Regions from separate parts of the Homo sapiens genome. Here region 2 is linked to region 1. A link is an interaction called in ENCODE POLR2A ChIA-PET data of the cell type or tissue named here. Cell type or tissue: CD4-positive, alpha-beta T cell. All regions are shown on one strand.

Evidence for each region. Peaks named below come from ENCODE experiments on the same cell type or tissue, not always from the same donor. Only the 100,000 strongest peaks of a DNase experiment are listed, where the experiment ranks them.
Region 2: POLR2A ChIA-PET joins it to region 1 with 14 read pairs; 15 of 35 experiments call an interaction of 5 or more read pairs at or near these places.

What each region holds. Positions count from the first base shown.
Region 1 is chr3:101,782,280-101,790,279 of GRCh38, reverse strand. It overlaps NXPE3 (neurexophilin and PC-esterase domain family member 3), which reads right to left. Exons shown (of 8, transcript NM_145037.4): 2 at 7,990-8,000; 3 at 7,500-7,620; 4 at 4,591-4,878. The coding sequence starts at 4,683. Among named protein-coding and RNA genes, the nearest start is that of NXPE3, 7.1 kb to the right of the region's middle. In CD4-positive, alpha-beta T cell, no CTCF peak of the experiment used is centred here; a DNase peak (open chromatin) is centred at 4,849; H3K4me3 peaks cover 942 bases; H3K27ac peaks cover 2,827 bases.
Region 2 is chr3:101,682,368-101,690,367 of GRCh38, reverse strand. RPL24 (ribosomal protein L24) reads left to right here and starts at 3,650. Exons shown (of 6, transcript NM_000986.4): 1 at 3,650-3,696; 2 at 3,811-3,886; 3 at 4,440-4,550; 4 at 7,461-7,597; 5 at 7,876-7,939. The coding sequence starts at 3,692. LOC124906262 (endogenous retrovirus group K member 5 Gag polyprotein) reads right to left here. Exons shown (of 3, transcript XM_047449415.1): 2 at 2,979-5,473. The coding sequence starts at 2,989. RefSeq lists enhancers at 1,336-1,889, 1,890-2,443, 3,354-3,403, 3,414-3,903, 2,874-4,073 and 2 more. In CD4-positive, alpha-beta T cell, no CTCF peak of the experiment used is centred here; DNase peaks (open chromatin) are centred at 2,967, 3,547 and 5,427; H3K4me3 peaks cover 2,662 bases; H3K27ac peaks cover 3,193 bases.

The sequences.
Region 1 (8,000 bases):
GTAAAGATATACAGAAGACAACCAACACCATGAACCATGTTGATCTAACTGACATTTATAGAATACTCCATGCAATAAAAGCAGAATGCATTCCTTTCCAGTACACATAGAATATATACCAAAATAGACCATATTTTGTGCCATAAACAAATCTCAATAATGTTTTAAAAGAATTCAAGTAATACAAAGTATGCTCTCAGGGGAATTAAATGAGGAATCAATAACAGAAAGGTATTTGCAAAATATCTAAATATTTGAAAGTTAAATAACACTTCTAAATAATATATGGGGCTGGATGCAGTGGCTCACACCTGTATTCGCAGCACTTTGGGAGGCTTAGGCAGGAGGATCGCTTGAGTCCAGAAGTTTGAAAAAAGCCTGGACAACATAGTGAGACCCCATCTCTGCAAAAACATAAAAAATTAGCTGGGCATGGTTGCAGACACCTGTAGTCCCAGTTACTTGGGAGGGGGAGGTGGGAGGATCACTTGAGCCCAAAGGTTGTGGCTGTAGTGAGCCATGAGCATGCCACTGCACTCCAGCCTAGGTGACAGAGTGAAAATTTGTCGCCAAAAAAAACCTAAATAACACATGGGTTAAAGAAAAGAAAAAGGGAAATTAGAATGTAATTCAGCTGAATGAAAATGAAAATGAGAACAATATCTAAATGTGTGGTATACATTAGAGCAGTATATAGAAATACATTTTTTATTATTTTTATTTTTATTTTTTTAGAGACAGGGTCTCACCCTGCTGCCCAAGCTGAAGTGCAGTGACATGATCATAGCTCACCATAAAGTCAAACTCCTGGGCTCAAGGGATTCTCCCGTCTCAGCTTCCCAAGTAGCTAGGACAACAGGCACACACCACTACACTCACCTAATTTTTCAAAATTTTTTGTAGAGATGGGGTCTCACTATGTTGCCCAGGCTGGTCTCAAACTTCTGGCCTCAGGTGATCCTCCTGTCTCAGCCTCCCAAAGTGCTGGGATTACAGGCCTAAGCCACCACACCCAGCCTTGTAGAAGAAAATTTATAGCATTAAACATTTAATTAGAAAAGAAAGATCTCAAAACAATGACTTTAGCTATCACTTTAAGAAACTAGGACGAGACAATTAAATCCAAAGTAAACAGAAGAAGGGAAATAATAAAGATCAGAATGGAAATTGACCAAACAAAAAAACAGAAAAAATACAGAAAATGAAATCAAAAGCTGGTTCTTCAAAAAGATCAATAAAACACAAATCTCTGGTCAGAGTGATCAGGAGTAATAAGATAAACACAATTCTACAGATATTAAAAAGATAAAAGGGGTTTTGGAAATCTATTCCAAGACAATGTAAATAAGACTTAATGCTACTGAGGCCAGGCATGGTGGCTCATGCTCGTAATCCCAGCACTTTGGGAGGCCGAGGTGGGTGGATCGCCTGAGGTCAAGAGTTCAAGACCCGCCTGGCCAACATGGCAAAACCCCATCTCTACTAAAAATACAAAAATTAGCTGGGCATGGTGGCAGACGCCTGTAATCCCAGCTACTCGGGAGGCTGAAGCAAGAGAATCACTTGAATCTGGGAGGAGGAGGTTGCAGTGAGACGAGATCATGCTACTGCACTCCAACCTGGGCAACAGAGCAAGACTCCGTCTCAAAAAAAAAGACTTAATGCTACTGACCTGTACACCTAAAAATAACTAAGATACCAAATTTTATGTGTTTTCATCACAATTTTTTTAAAGGATAACAAAGTAGATCAAAGACCTAAACGTAAGAGCTAAAACTATAAAACTCTTAGAAGAAAACACAGAGGAAAGGTCTTACAACATTGAATTTGGTGATGATTTCTTGGATATGACACCAAATACACAGGCAACAAAAGTCAAAACAGATAAACTGGACTACATCCAAAGTAAAAATTTTTATGTATCAGAGGACAAAATCAGAGTGAAAAAGCAACCTATGGAATGGGAGAAAATATTTGCAAATCATATGTCTGATAAGGAGTGAATATCCAGAACACATAAAGAACTCCTACAACTCAACAACAACAAAAAACAAACAAACAACTCCGTTAAACAGTGAGTACCGGAATTGGATATTTATCCAAAAGCACATGATAGAAAGATGCTCAACATCATTAATAATTATGGCAATGCAAATTAAAACTACTGTTATACATTACCTCACATCCACAAAGAAGGCTACTATCAAAAAAACAAAACAAAATGACAAGTGCTGGCGAGGATGCAAAGAAATTGGAACCCTTGTGTACTGTTGATAAGGATAAAAAATGATGCAGCTATTATGGAAAATAATATGGTGGTTCCTCAAAAAATTAAAATTACCATATAATCCAGCAATTCCATTTGCGGGTACCTATTCCAAAGAATTAAAAGCAGAGTCTTGAAGAAATACTTGTTATCCATTATAGCCAAAAGGTAGAAACAACCCAAATGTCAGATGAATGGATAAACAAAATGTGGTATGTATGTACATGCTGTAGCATCTATCGGAATTTCCTTCCTTTTTAAGGTTGAATAATATTCCTCCGTCTATGTGTAGACAGAGAAGTATTACTCAGCCTTAAAAAGAAAAGAAATTCTGATACATGCTACATGAGTGAACCTTGGGGACGTTATGCTAACAGAAATAAGCCAATCACAAAAAGACAAATACCAGGCCAGGCTTCATGGCTCACACCTGTGATCCCAGCACTTTGGAAGGCCAAGGTGGGAGGATCGCTTGAGGTCAGGAGTTCAAGACCAGCCTGGTCAAATGGCATAACGCCATCTCTACTAAAAATACAAAAATTAGCTAAGCGTGGTGGCACACGCCTGTAATCCCAGCTACTCAGAAGGCTGAGGCATGAGAATCGCTTGAACCCAGGAGGCAGAGGTTGCAGTGAGACAAGATCGTGCCATTGCACTCCAGCCTGGGCAACAGAGCGAGACTCTGTCTCAAACAAACAAACAAACAAAAAAAGGACAAATATCATATGATTGATTCCACTGGTATAAGGTACTTAGAGTTGTCAAGTTCATAGAGACACAAAGTAGAAGAGTGAATGCCAGGGGCAGGGGATAGGCAGGAATGGGTAATCATTGTTTTTTGGATTTGTTGTGTTTTTTTTTTTGAGACAGTCTCCCTCTGTAGCCCAAGCTGGAATGCAGTGGCATGATCTCAGCTCACAGCAACCTCTGCCTCCCAGGTACAAGTGATTCTCAGTAGAGACGGGGTTTCACCAGGTTGACCAGGCTGGTCTTGAACTCCTGACCTCAAGGGATCCTCCCACCTCAGCCTCCCAAAGTGCTGGGATTACAGGTGTGAGCCACTGCGCCTGACCTAGGTAATCACTGTTTAATGGGTAAAGAGCTGCAGTTTGGGAAGATGAAAAAGTTCTAGACATAGATGGTGGGGTGATTGCACAACAATGTGAATGTACTTAATGCTACTCAATTGTACACCTAAAAATGGTTAAAATGACAAATTCTATGTTAGTTATTTACCACAAAAAATACTTTAAAAAAAGAGTTTCTAAAATATCTAGACACATCATCAACAGCTTCCAGGTAAAAGGAACTATCGGTGTAGGATTGGTAGTATCTTATATAGTAAAACACACAAGAACAGTTTAAGCAAAGAAAAAGAAGAAGAAATACTTAGCTTTTATGCCTTAAGCCTATTTCTAATAGGAAATCTTTAACAGAATCTTTAACAGAATTACTTCACATTCTCCATAGTACCAAACAAATTTTACTCACAGCGCACAGGAAAAGATCTGTAGGACCTTAGTGTGCCCATTTCACAGAGAGATTAGGTGTTCTGCTAAAAACCACAAAGTTGATTCCAGCAGGAGAAATTTTTTTAAAAGCCTATGGCTTAGCTTTTAGAGCACCTTAGGCTAATAAAACCCAATAAGAAAAGAAATGCCATAATTAAGTTGGATATGTAATCTGAGAAGTACCACAAGCCAACAAAACAAAAGGACAGCATCCTTTATACAGAAACTCCACCATAAATTTTGGTTATATGAGTTCATGTTGGGGCTGGGGACAGGGAAGAAGGAACACTACTAAGTACCTTCTTAGTGACAGGCCCTTGTGAGGGATTCAGTAAGACATGGTCCCTGAGTACCATCTAGTAATCTCCAACACAGACTCATCTACTCCCTCCCTTGAAATACTCCTTCAGCTTTTTTCCATGGGTTGACTGAAAGGTCCCCTCCTTGAAGAGGTTTTTCCTTCATCACTCTAAAGGTATCCTAGAATAGCTCCCTTTCCTTTTTGCACTTTTCACAATGTCCAATTATCGTTACTATTATTATGTGATTATGATTACTACTACTTTTCTTCCATGCACACTTATTATGTGAGCACTAGAAAGAAAGGCCTGTAAGTGAAGAAATGTCTTCACTGTACCCTCGGTGACTAGCAGCGTATATAACCATTGTGAGCACGCAAATACTTACCGAATAAATGAAAACAAGAACTGTGACTACGATAATCTTCCGATAACCAACGTTTTCCCAGGCTAGTTAGCCCCAGATCCCCAGACTCGGCTCCCTTAGTTATGAGGGATTATACTGGGTACTCACCTCTACCTGAGTAACATTGATGACCAGCACCACCACCATCAACACTGCAAGCAGACAGCAGAAAAGCCGTAGTTTGAAGAAATTGGTCCACATTGTCTGGCTGTGTCTTGTTCACCCATGGCCGACACCATGCTACCTTCACTCTTTAAAATTCCATGTCTTTGCTTTTCTGAGCTGCAGATGAGCTTTCAGTTTCATTTGCTTCTATCCTGCTAGTACCCTTAAGAGCTCTTATGCAGAGGAGAGACTGCAGTTGATTCAAGAAGCACATTTTTCTTCAAAGAAATCCTTCAAAGAGGAGAGATGAGAGAACATCACCAATTGCAATGGCCTAGGGTGGGGTGAGAGGAAAAACATCACATTTCCTCTTCCTTAACCTTATCTAAGGCCCAAAGTCACAAGGAGAAAGCAAAGAGCCAGAGCACAGTAACGTCTTTTCATTTCCAGACAATCTCCTCAAAGTTTCCTTTCCCAGTGTCAGGCTTCCGTGTAAATACAATATTTCCCCTATTGCCTATTTAGGTTTTAACTTTTAAGAAAGTAAGGAAGTATGTCTTCAAACTCAGAAATTGTGAAATAAAAGTAACTGCTAAATTTCTACAGAGACCTCAGTCAATAAAATCACTTCCCTTCCCCTTCCCTTTAAGTTATGTAACACTGCTACATTAATTACACTTAAAGAACATGAAGAGGAAACTGTTTTCATGAAGAGCTCTGGGATACTGTGCAAAGCATCCTGACATTCTCTGGCAAACAAGAAGTGCTACCCCTCTCATACAGAGGTATGGCAGGAGACGCGACACACTCTTTAGGTTTCCAGCTCTCCCCACCACATATGTGGTCCTGATGCTCCCTCAGCTACATGATAAGGCACAGGAAGACACACACCTGCCTGGAAGATGTGGGAGAGGAAAGTCAAGCTTGAAAAATGGGTAACAGGATCCCAAAATCCTTCATCACACCTGCTAGAGGCAGAGGACTTCAGAGTCAGCAGTGCCTAACTGTTCTCCCACGTAACAAATTCAAATGCTCTTTCCACTTGCCATTTTGATACAGGTAAACAGAAAATGTCCTAGTATTCTATCCCCAGGGAGACTTTCCATGAAGGGCAGGACACAGAAATAAAGGCAGAAAGGGTACAAAATCATGGTGCAGAGTATCTCAGAATAACTCAGCTGCATCAACTCTCCCCTCCACTTTGTGTTGGACCTGGCAAGCCCCCATTCTCTCACTCCTCTGCCTCACCTGTCTGAACCAGTCCCAACCACAATGACAATGCCAATCAGCTTCACAAAGGAGACAAGGGTGAGCCATTCCAACAAGCTCTCCATCCTCAGAGTTCCCATAGCACTTATTATTTTCACTTCTCTGCTGATCTCTATTTGTATTTTTTTCTCCCTCATGCTCCCTCTATTTGTATTTCTTATCTCTCAAACTAGACTATACCAATTATGACTGTATTTTTTTAAAAAACCATATATCAGAGAAAAGCAACTTAATGATACTGCATTATACTTTTCTGATTTGCTCAAGGTACTTAGTTCTTTACATGGTACACAATGATTCAACAATCTATGCAACAAATAATTATGGAGGCCTACGCTATACCACACACTGTACTAAGTGCCAGAAATTCCCCTTGAAAAGCTTACACTCATATTAGACAAGATGTCAGCCCCTTCTTAAGGAGAAATAAATCCACCAGTCCTGGCCACCTCCACAGGGATGCCAGGAAATGTGAAAGACTGTGCTTCTCCATTTCCTGACACCTCCTCTCTCCAATATCCAGACACTCATCCACCTCAAACTGTCTATAACTTCTTGGAAGAAACTGGCTGTAAAATAGAGGATAACTCTGTCATCAGGGTCCCAACTGTTCTGCCATTGAAATCCTTCTCAAAAAGTTGTCCATAAAAAAAAAATCAGGTTTCCACAATGGCCAGAGAGGGAAAAGACCAAAGATGGTAGTCCACAGGAATTTAGTTGCACCATAGGCAGGTGTGGTCATGCATTGTGTGGACACTAGCCATTTAAAGGACATCAGTGTGGTTCAGCCAGGCAGCAGCAGCACACAGCTGTCAGTGATGCAGAAAGAAGGCAAGGGCAGGAGACTCTAAAGCAAAAGAACTACAGGACCAGAGGCAGCAATGCAAGAAGTCCCTCCCAGCTAGAGGCTTCTACTGACAATAATTTAGGAGGATTGTGCCAGGAAAAGACCTGACTCTGTGCTGTAAGTAGAGCACTGACATTTGAGAGACCCATTTGTACACCTAAATAGATGTTGCGTGAGGCACACTAGACAGACCTCTCTTTGAAAAGATATATACCAGGCCAGGTGCAGTGGCTCACGCCTGTAATCCCAGCACTTTGGGAGGCCGAGGCAGGCGGATCACAAGGTCAGGAGATCGGGACCATCCTGGCTAACATGGTGAAACCTTGTCTCTACTAAAAATACAACAAATTAGCTGGGCGTGGTGGCGGGTGCCTGTAGTCCCAGCTACTCGGGAGGCTGAGGCAGGAGAACAGCGTGAACCTGGGAGGCGGAGCTTGCAGTGAGCGGAGATCACGCCACTGCACTCCAGCCTGGGTGACAGAGCGAGACTCCGTCTCAAAAAAAAAAGAAAAGATATATATTAAAATTTTAATAGTTGTCACCTCTTGGCAGTTTTTGTTTTCTCCTTTATCTGTATGTCCTAATTTTTCACCAGGAAATAAAAATCACAAATACAAAGAATAAAGCTGGGCCAGGCATGGTGGCTCACGCCAATAATCCCAACACTTTGGGAGGCCAAAACAGGAGGTTTGCTTGAGACCAGGAGTTTGAGACTAGCTGAGGCAAGATAGTGAGACCCCCAACTCCACACACACAAAAAATTTTTTTTTAATTAGCTGGGCATGGTAGTACGCACCTATAGTCCCAGTTACTCAGGAGGCTGAGGTAGGAGAATTGCTTGAGCCTGGGAGGTCGAGGCTGCAGTGAACCATGATCATCACACCAATGTACTCCAGCCTGGGCAACAGAGCAGGACTCTGTCTCAAAAAAAAATGAAATAAAATAAAGAATAAAACCAATTTCTAAAAGTAAAAATTAAAGATGAGACATAGCAGAAACAAAGCATTAAATCACATCTGTGAAATCAATTCAACTTAAACTGAAAGATTTTTAAGTAAAAGAAGAAAACTATTTCACGGCATGAGGTAATTGTAGTGTAAAAAAAAAACTGTAACAGGTTTTTGGTATTTTCCTATAAACATAAAACCTACGCATTATAACAGGAATGCTATTTGCAAGGAGCCTTAAAATCAAGTAAGAACAACAGTGTTGGCAGGGAATGATTATAGAAAAAAGTTCCTCAGATTAACCAAAAAAATAAAAATATATAATTCAATGTAATTTACCTTTTTTGGAA
Region 2 (8,000 bases), 100 kb after region 1:
GGTGAGGCCCTATCTCAAAAAAAAATTAAAACATAAAATAAATCATATTACAAACACTCTTCTGAACATGTTTAACTTCCCACTACACAGTTGTACCTTAATATCCCTATCAGCATCTTGAACCCAGCCTTTTCAAAATTAACCCTTTCGGGCTGAGCGCAGCGGTTCATGCCTATAATCCCAGCACTTTGGGAGGCCGAGGCGGGTGGATCACCTGAGGTCAGGAGTTCGAGACCAGCCTGACCAATATGGAGAAATCCCATCTCTACTAAAAATACAAAATTAGCTGGGTGTGGTGGCACATGCCTGTAATCCCAGCTACTCGGGAGGCTGAGGCAGCAAAATCACTTGAACCCAGGAGGCGGAAGTTGTGGTGAGCCAAGATCATGCCATTGTACTCCAGCCTGGGCAACAAGTCTCCAAAAAAAAAAAATTAACCCTTTCCCTGACAAACCTACTCCCTTCCTCTTATCTGTCAACTCTTGACAAATGATACCACGATTCACCAAGTCCTCATTGTCAATTTTTCCTTACCTCCTATATTACCTATTTCTATATTAACAAATTACTCCCCTAAACAGTTTAAAACAACACACATTTATGATCTAACAGTTTCTATGGGTTAGGAATTCAAGAGTGGTTTAGATGAGTGGAAATTGGAAGAGCAAGGAACACGTTCTGCCTTAGATCCTTGATCCAGAGAGCACAAAGATACCTTGATTTCAGCCTAGTGATACTGATTTTGAACTTACTGCCTCCAGAACTGTGAGAAAATATGTATCTGTGTTGTTACCAAGTCCATAGTAATTTGTTACAGCAACTACAGGAAACTAATATAGCAGGGAAATATGTACAAATGGGTGACGAAACTGTGAAGGGAAGCAACACACTGTTCTCACAGGGACAGAGGCTGAAAAGGGCACCAAGTTTGGTTCAGTATTGCTCCATAAATGAATAAAAAGAGAATAGAGTGTAGCTGAACCTTTTGCCTATGATAAAAGCAAAAGCATGGATAAAGTCAGCAATAATTTACGGATGGTGTCAGAAGCTCTACTTTATGACACTGTATAATATAAATTCATTTAGAGGTCTCTCTCTGCAAAATTTCTCCCTATTCTAAGAGCATTTTGAGCACAATTTGTTTGTTATGGGAGTGTGTTACAAGGAACCCTGACAAGAAGGCCCTCCAGTAAAGAGTGAAATACAGCCAAAATCCCTAAGGTCCAGTTTCCTGCATTTCTTCCACAGAACCAGTCAGGCCAAACGTAATTTTAAAGAACAATAAAACAAAATCTTTCTAAAATATTGGGAAGGGACTATAAATTCTGAGGTTCTGTGGAACAAAAAAGGACTGCATTCCTTCAGGTGGATCTTGGTTCCACCGGCTACCTAAACTCAGCTGTGCCTTGGATCTTGTAGAAGCCAGGACTATTTCTGAAAGATGTTTTGTTTTGGTTTTTTGTTGTTGTTGTTTGTTTGTTTTCACACGGAGTCTCGCTCTGTCGCCCAGGCTGGAGTGCAGTGGTGCGATCTTGGCTCTCTGCAACCTCCGCTTCCCGGGTTCAAGCGATTTTCCTGCCTCAGCCTCCCGAGTAGGTGGGACTACAGGCGCGCACCACCACACCAGGCTAATTTTTTTTTTTTTTTGTAGAGGCGGGGTTTCATCGTGTTACCCAGGCTGGTCTCAAACTCCTGACCTCGTGATCCGCCCGCCTCGGCATTCCACAGTGCCGGGATTACAGACGTGAGCCGCTGCACCCGGCCTCCTTTTTTTTTTTTTTTTTGATATGGAGTTTTGCTCTTCTTGCCCAGGCTGGAGTGTAGTGGCGCGATCTTGGCTAAATGCAACCTCTGCCTCCCGGGTTCAAGCGATTCTCCTCCCGCAGCCTCCCGAGGAGCTGGGATTACAGGCGTGCGCCACCACGCCCAGCTAATTTTTGTATTTTTAGTAGAGAAGGGGTTTCACCATTTTGACCAGGCTGGGCTGGAACTCCTAACCTCAGGTGATCCGCCCACCTCGGCCTCCCAAAGTGCCGTAATTACAGGCATGAGCCGCCATGACTGGCCACCTAACATCATTCTTAAGACTGGTTCCAGGCCCGGCGCGGTGGCTCACGCCTGTAATCCTAGCACTTTGGGAGAACGAGTGGATCACCTGAGGTCAAGAGTTTGGGACCAGCCTGGACAACATGGTGAAACCCCATCTCTACTAAAAATACAAAAATTAGCCGAGCGTGGTGGCAGGCGCCTGTAATCCCAGCTACTCGGGAGGCTGAGGCAGGAGAATCAATCGTTTGAACCCAGAGGGCGGAGGTTGCAGTGAGCCGAGACCGCGCCACTTCACTCCAGCCTGAATGAAAGAGCGAAACTCCGTCTCAAGGAAAAAAAAAAAAAAAAAAGACTGGCTCCAACACAATTGTACAGTTTTCATGACATTAGTCAGCCAACTTGTTAGACATTCCAAATATCTTCAACCAGCTACCTTACAAAACGTTTTTAGGGTGAGTTGCATACATAGAAAGCAGAACTCAGTCATTACATTTGTTTCCTAGTCATATACTGCAACCTCCCACAGAATTCAAGAATTGCCTCTGGCCACTCCTTGTCATACGATGAAATATGTAGCATCATAGAAGGGCTCAACAGATTGAGCCCTTGGCCTCCCAGCGGGGCTCCACCGACCCCCTCAACTTCACTAGGCAGCAACTCCGAATTGTAGTTCTTAGGCAGGTACTTAATAGGAATTTTGGAAACTGAATGAGCTCATGTTTAAAAAGCCTTTGGCATAATTCCCGGCACAGAGAAAGCGCTCAAAGAATGTTAATTATAATTAATGCAAAGCGCCAACGCGCACTGTTCGATTCGCACAGCCTGAGAAACGGTTCGGTTGTCATTACTTTCTTATAAATGGTGAAACTATTAATTTGTTTGGTTGAGGAAATGGGCCAACAGGGAAGGCAAAATGTGACTGGTTTTACCTGCGGGGCATTCGTCTTTGGGTCTCTTTATGAGAAGAGAGGACACCTTTCTCTTCAGTTCACATTCCCTGCAGCCGGAAGATGGCTCTAGGATACTTGGCAGTAAGAGAGGCAGAATGGGCCGGGCGCAGTGGCTCCCGCCTATAATCCCAACACTTTGGGAGGCCGAGGAGGGCGGACCACCTGAGGTCAGGAGTTCGAGACCAGCCTGACCAACATGGAGAAACCCCGTCTCTACGAAAAATACAAAATTAGCCGGACGTGGTGGCACATGCCTGTAATCCCAGCTACTAGGGAGGCTGAGGCAGGAGAATCGCTTGAACCTGGGAGGCGGAGGTTACGGTGAGCCGAGATTGCGCCACTGCACTCCAGCCTGGGCAACAAGAGCGAAACTCCGTCTCAAAAAAAAAAAAGAGAGGAGAGACAGAGACAGAATGACTCATAAACCAACTGTCTGACTGCCTTTTTGGCAGGCCCTCTGGGCCCGAGAACCCTCCAGCGCCTCTGGATGAATTGCGCCAGAGGAAGTCAGCTGTCAGGGAAAACGAGATCTTTCGCCTCGCGATGATTACGTCATCAAGGAGGGCCAGGAGCATCGAAGGATATTGGGGAGGAGATTTCCGGCCCCCATCCCCGCAGCGACCTTATAAGGTCTCTTCCCATGATTCTCTCTTTCTTTTCGCCATCTTTTGTCTTTCCGTGGAGCTGTCGCCATGAAGTAAGCACGACCCGTGGTTCCCAATCCGCTTACATCCTCGGGCAGAACTCCTCTCTGTCGTCCCTGGCATGGCTGTAGACACCCTCCCTGATGGACTTTCACTTTTTGTTGCAGGGTCGAGCTGTGCAGTTTTAGCGGGTACAAGATCTACCCCGGACACGGGAGGCGCTACGCCAGGACCGACGGGAAGGTAAAAAGCCGCGTCGGCTTCACCTACCTTCTTGTACTCCGAGGAGGAAAGGCTGGTTTAATTCGGTTTAGGCGGGTTTATTCCCCACATCACCACTGGCCTCTGGAAGTCTTCGTGGACGCTCTGTGGACTGGTCGTTAGGACCAGAAACCTCTAAGTGAACCAGTGTTGATTATTTATTGTGAGCCAGGTCGGACATCAGGAGGGGTTTATGTAACTGATGTCCCGGTGTAAGGGAAATAACTGAGGTACGGAGGTACCCTTTGGAATCCTGGGACGGACAAGAGCAGAATGCTTCCCAGAAGGACGCACCACCCTGTCCTTTGCTATGAGCCTAGATTTCCTGCTCTCGAGAAAAGACTAAACGCAAGGACCTTCATAGTGTGACACAGTTACCTGCCAGTTATGTGACAGCCTTTTGGTCCTTGTGGGCCTCAGTTTTGTAAAATGATAAGCCAGAACTAGCATATTGATCTTCTAAGGATTCCAAGCTTACTCAGCCTCTTGTACTTTGTATAGTTAAATAGTAATTCCTTTGCATTTGTCACTCTAGGTTTTCCAGTTTCTTAATGCGAAATGCGAGTCGGCTTTCCTTTCCAAGAGGAATCCTCGGCAGATAAACTGGACTGTCCTCTACAGAAGGAAGCACAAAAAGGGACAGTCGGTAAGTGGAATACGCCTTGATGTTGGGGGCTATCTCTTAAGTTGTCAAAGCTCTCTGAACGTTGGTTTTCTGCTCTGTAAAATTAAATCAGACTGTATGCGAAAGAGCTCTTAAACTGTAAAGCGTCAGCAAAATGAAAAAGATATTATAAACTGTCTCTATATATTTTAGGCTAGTAGCAATACCGAGTTGAAATTTTAAAGTCAGATAAATTACGTTAAGCACCTTTGCGTTATAGGGCAGGGTGGAAGGGCTTAGTTTTCCAGTGGGAGGAAATTGAGAAGTTACCATAATTTGGTTTTGATTGCAATATTTACAGGATTAGTCCTAACATAGCCAGTGGACCATGAACCAGTCCACCATACACTAGTTCATTCACTAGAAAAACAGTGGTTTTTCTGGTCCTTGTTAAGTGTCCTTTTAGCTGGGTTATACATGAGAAAAAGTTTGAGTGCCATGGTAGGACTAGTATTCAGGAGGCTTGGGAATACTTACTGAACACCTTCTGGATGAAGGACTTTTCTAGGTATTGTGAGAAATAAATGCCATCAGACATAAAATATGTTGAAAGTTCAGAGGAAGGAGAAACTTAAAAGTGGATATGACACACCTATTAGGGTGACTATTCAGGAAAAAAAAAAACAGGAATTACAGGTGTTGGTGAGGATGGGGAGAAATTGGAACCTTTGTGCATTGCTAAATATGCAACAGCTGTGAAAAATCATTTGGTGTTTTCTCAAAAGGGTAAACATAAAAATTATCCCAGCAGTTCCACTTCTAAGTTATACCCTAAAACAGTTGAAAGCAGGGACTCTATAACTTGTATATCAGTGTCATAGCAAATCCGGGCTTGGTGGCAGCGGCTGTACTCTAGCTCCTCCGGAGGCCAAGGTGGGAGGATTGTTTGAGGCAACATAGGAGACCTTTAAAAAAAAAAAAAGTTATTTAGATGGATAATGGTGATAGCTACACAGCGCTATGAATGTACATAAGGCCACTATACCTTTTTTTTTTTTTTTTTTTTTTTTTTTTTTTTTTTTTGGGGAGACAGGTCCTCTGTTGCTCAGGCTGGAGAGCAGTGGCAGGATCACAGCTCACTCCACCTCAACCTTATGGGCTCAAGTGATCCTCCCACCTCCGCCTACCCCGTGGTCCACAGGCACATGCCACCATGGCCCAGCTATTTTTTAAATATATTTTGAGGAGACAGAAATCTTTGCGATGTTGCCCAATTTCGTCTCAGATTCTTGGGCTCAAGTAATCCTCCTGCCTTGGCCACCCAAAGTACTGGCATTACAGGCGCGAGCCATCCTGCATAGCTAAATTATAATTTAAAAAGTTAAAATGAGGCTGGGCATGGTGGCTTACATGCCTGTAATCCCAGCACTTTGGGAGGCCAAAACGAGTGGATCACCAGGTCAGGAGTTCAAGAACAGCCTGGCCCACAGAGTGAAACCCTGTCTCTACTAAAAATACAAAAAAAAATTAGCCGGACATGGTGGCAGGTGCCTGTAGTCCCAGCTACTTGGGAGGCTGAGGCAGGAGAATAGCTTGAACCCAGGAAGTGGGGGGTTGCAGTGAGCTGGGATTGTGCCACTGCACTCCACCCTGGGTGACAGGGTGAGGCTCCATTTAAAAAAAAAAAAAAAAGTTAAAATGGGCCTAGTGCAGTGCCTCACGCCTGTAATTCCAGCACTTTGGGAGGCCCAGGCAAGAGGATCCCTTGAGCTTGAGCCCAGGAGTTTGAAACCAACCTGGCAACATAGTAGTGAAGACCCCAGTTTCTACTTAAAAAAATAGAAAACAGGCTGGGGATGGTGGCTCACGCCTGTAATTCTACCACTTGGGGAGGCCAAGGCGGACAGATTGCCTGAGCTCAGGCGTTAGAGACCAGCCTGGGCAACATGGTGGAACCCGGTTTCTACTAAAAATACAAAAATTAGCCGGGCGTGGTGGCGGTTACTTGTGATCCCAGCTACTCAGGAGGCTGAGGCAGAATTGCTTGAACCCCGGAGGTGGAGGCGGAGGTTGCAGTGAGCCAAGATCATGCCACTGCACTCCAGCCTGGGCAACAGAGCAAGGCTGAGTCTTTAAAAAAAAAAAAAAAAAAGAAAAGAAAAACCAAAAGGTTAAAATTGTCAACTTTACATTTTTACCACAATAAAAAAAATGTTTAAGTGTTCGTTTGAGACAAGAATATTAAACAGGTAAATACTGCCATTTACTGTAGAAAAACTGCCATTTTACTGTAGAAACAATAAGATTGCATCTTTCTAAAAAGTTTAAAATTAGCATGTCTGTAAACCACCAATGTGCCTTATTTTTGTTAAAAGTTTTTAAGGTAATTTTGCATGTCAGTGCCTTAATAAACAACTATTCGAATATACTTTGTTCTTGACTTAAAGGTGCACTGCAAGATCTTTTTCTCATAAACACTGTAGTATAGATTTCCAGTAATCTACAGAAAGTGTTAGATTCCACAATACCTTCTCAGACAAATCCTACCTAACATTTGGTGGCTCTCCTGTCAAATAATTGTCTTAATTTATTTCTCCTAGTGACAGTCCTTTGAGTTAAAAAAGCTGAATATGATAATTTTTTTCAATAAGTAAATTATTAAAAGTATAAACAGTCTTCATTTATACTACTATGCAGTTCATGGAATAACCATTTTCCTTAGAGTTCAATTTTTTGTGTGTCTTTTTAAGGTAGTAAAAAAATGGCTAGGATTTGTAATAGAGGGCTTAATCCATAAGGGAAAACATGTTTTATTTCAAATATATGAATTATTTTTTGTTGAATATGAATCTTAAAATACTTCATTTGCCCTGTCTTAAAAGACTTAATTTTTCCTCCCTCTAAATTCTTGAAGGAAGGTTCCTAAGTGTGCCCCTCATCTTTGTTTTGCAGGAAGAAATTCAAAAGAAAAGAACCCGCCGAGCAGTCAAATTCCAGAGGGCCATTACTGGTGCATCTCTTGCTGATATAATGGCCAAGAGGAATCAGAAACCTGAAGTTAGAAAGGCTCAACGAGAACAAGCTATCAGGTGAGGAATGCTTTCATTATGAGCATTTTACCTATTCGGATGGATTTTAGGTTTGGGTCTTCAGTAATTAAAGTTACCATATAGATTAATATATGTTAAGCTGATTTGGTGGTTAATGAAAATTATTGACAAATTCTTTGGATTTAGCCTACAAATAAATGGAGGTAGGGAAGGAAGGAATATGGTCATTGTACTTGTCCAGTACAGTCTAACTCTAATAATAAGTTGTACCACTAAGGAGTAAAGTGCTTTTGCCTTAAGTTACTTTTACCCCACAGGGCTGCTAAGGAAGCAAAAAAGGCTAAGCAAGCATCTAAAAAGACTGCAATGGCTGCTGCTAAGGTAATTATGGGGTTTCTTTACTTTCTTGAACAATACAACAGGAAAATTTTCTTTTTTTGAG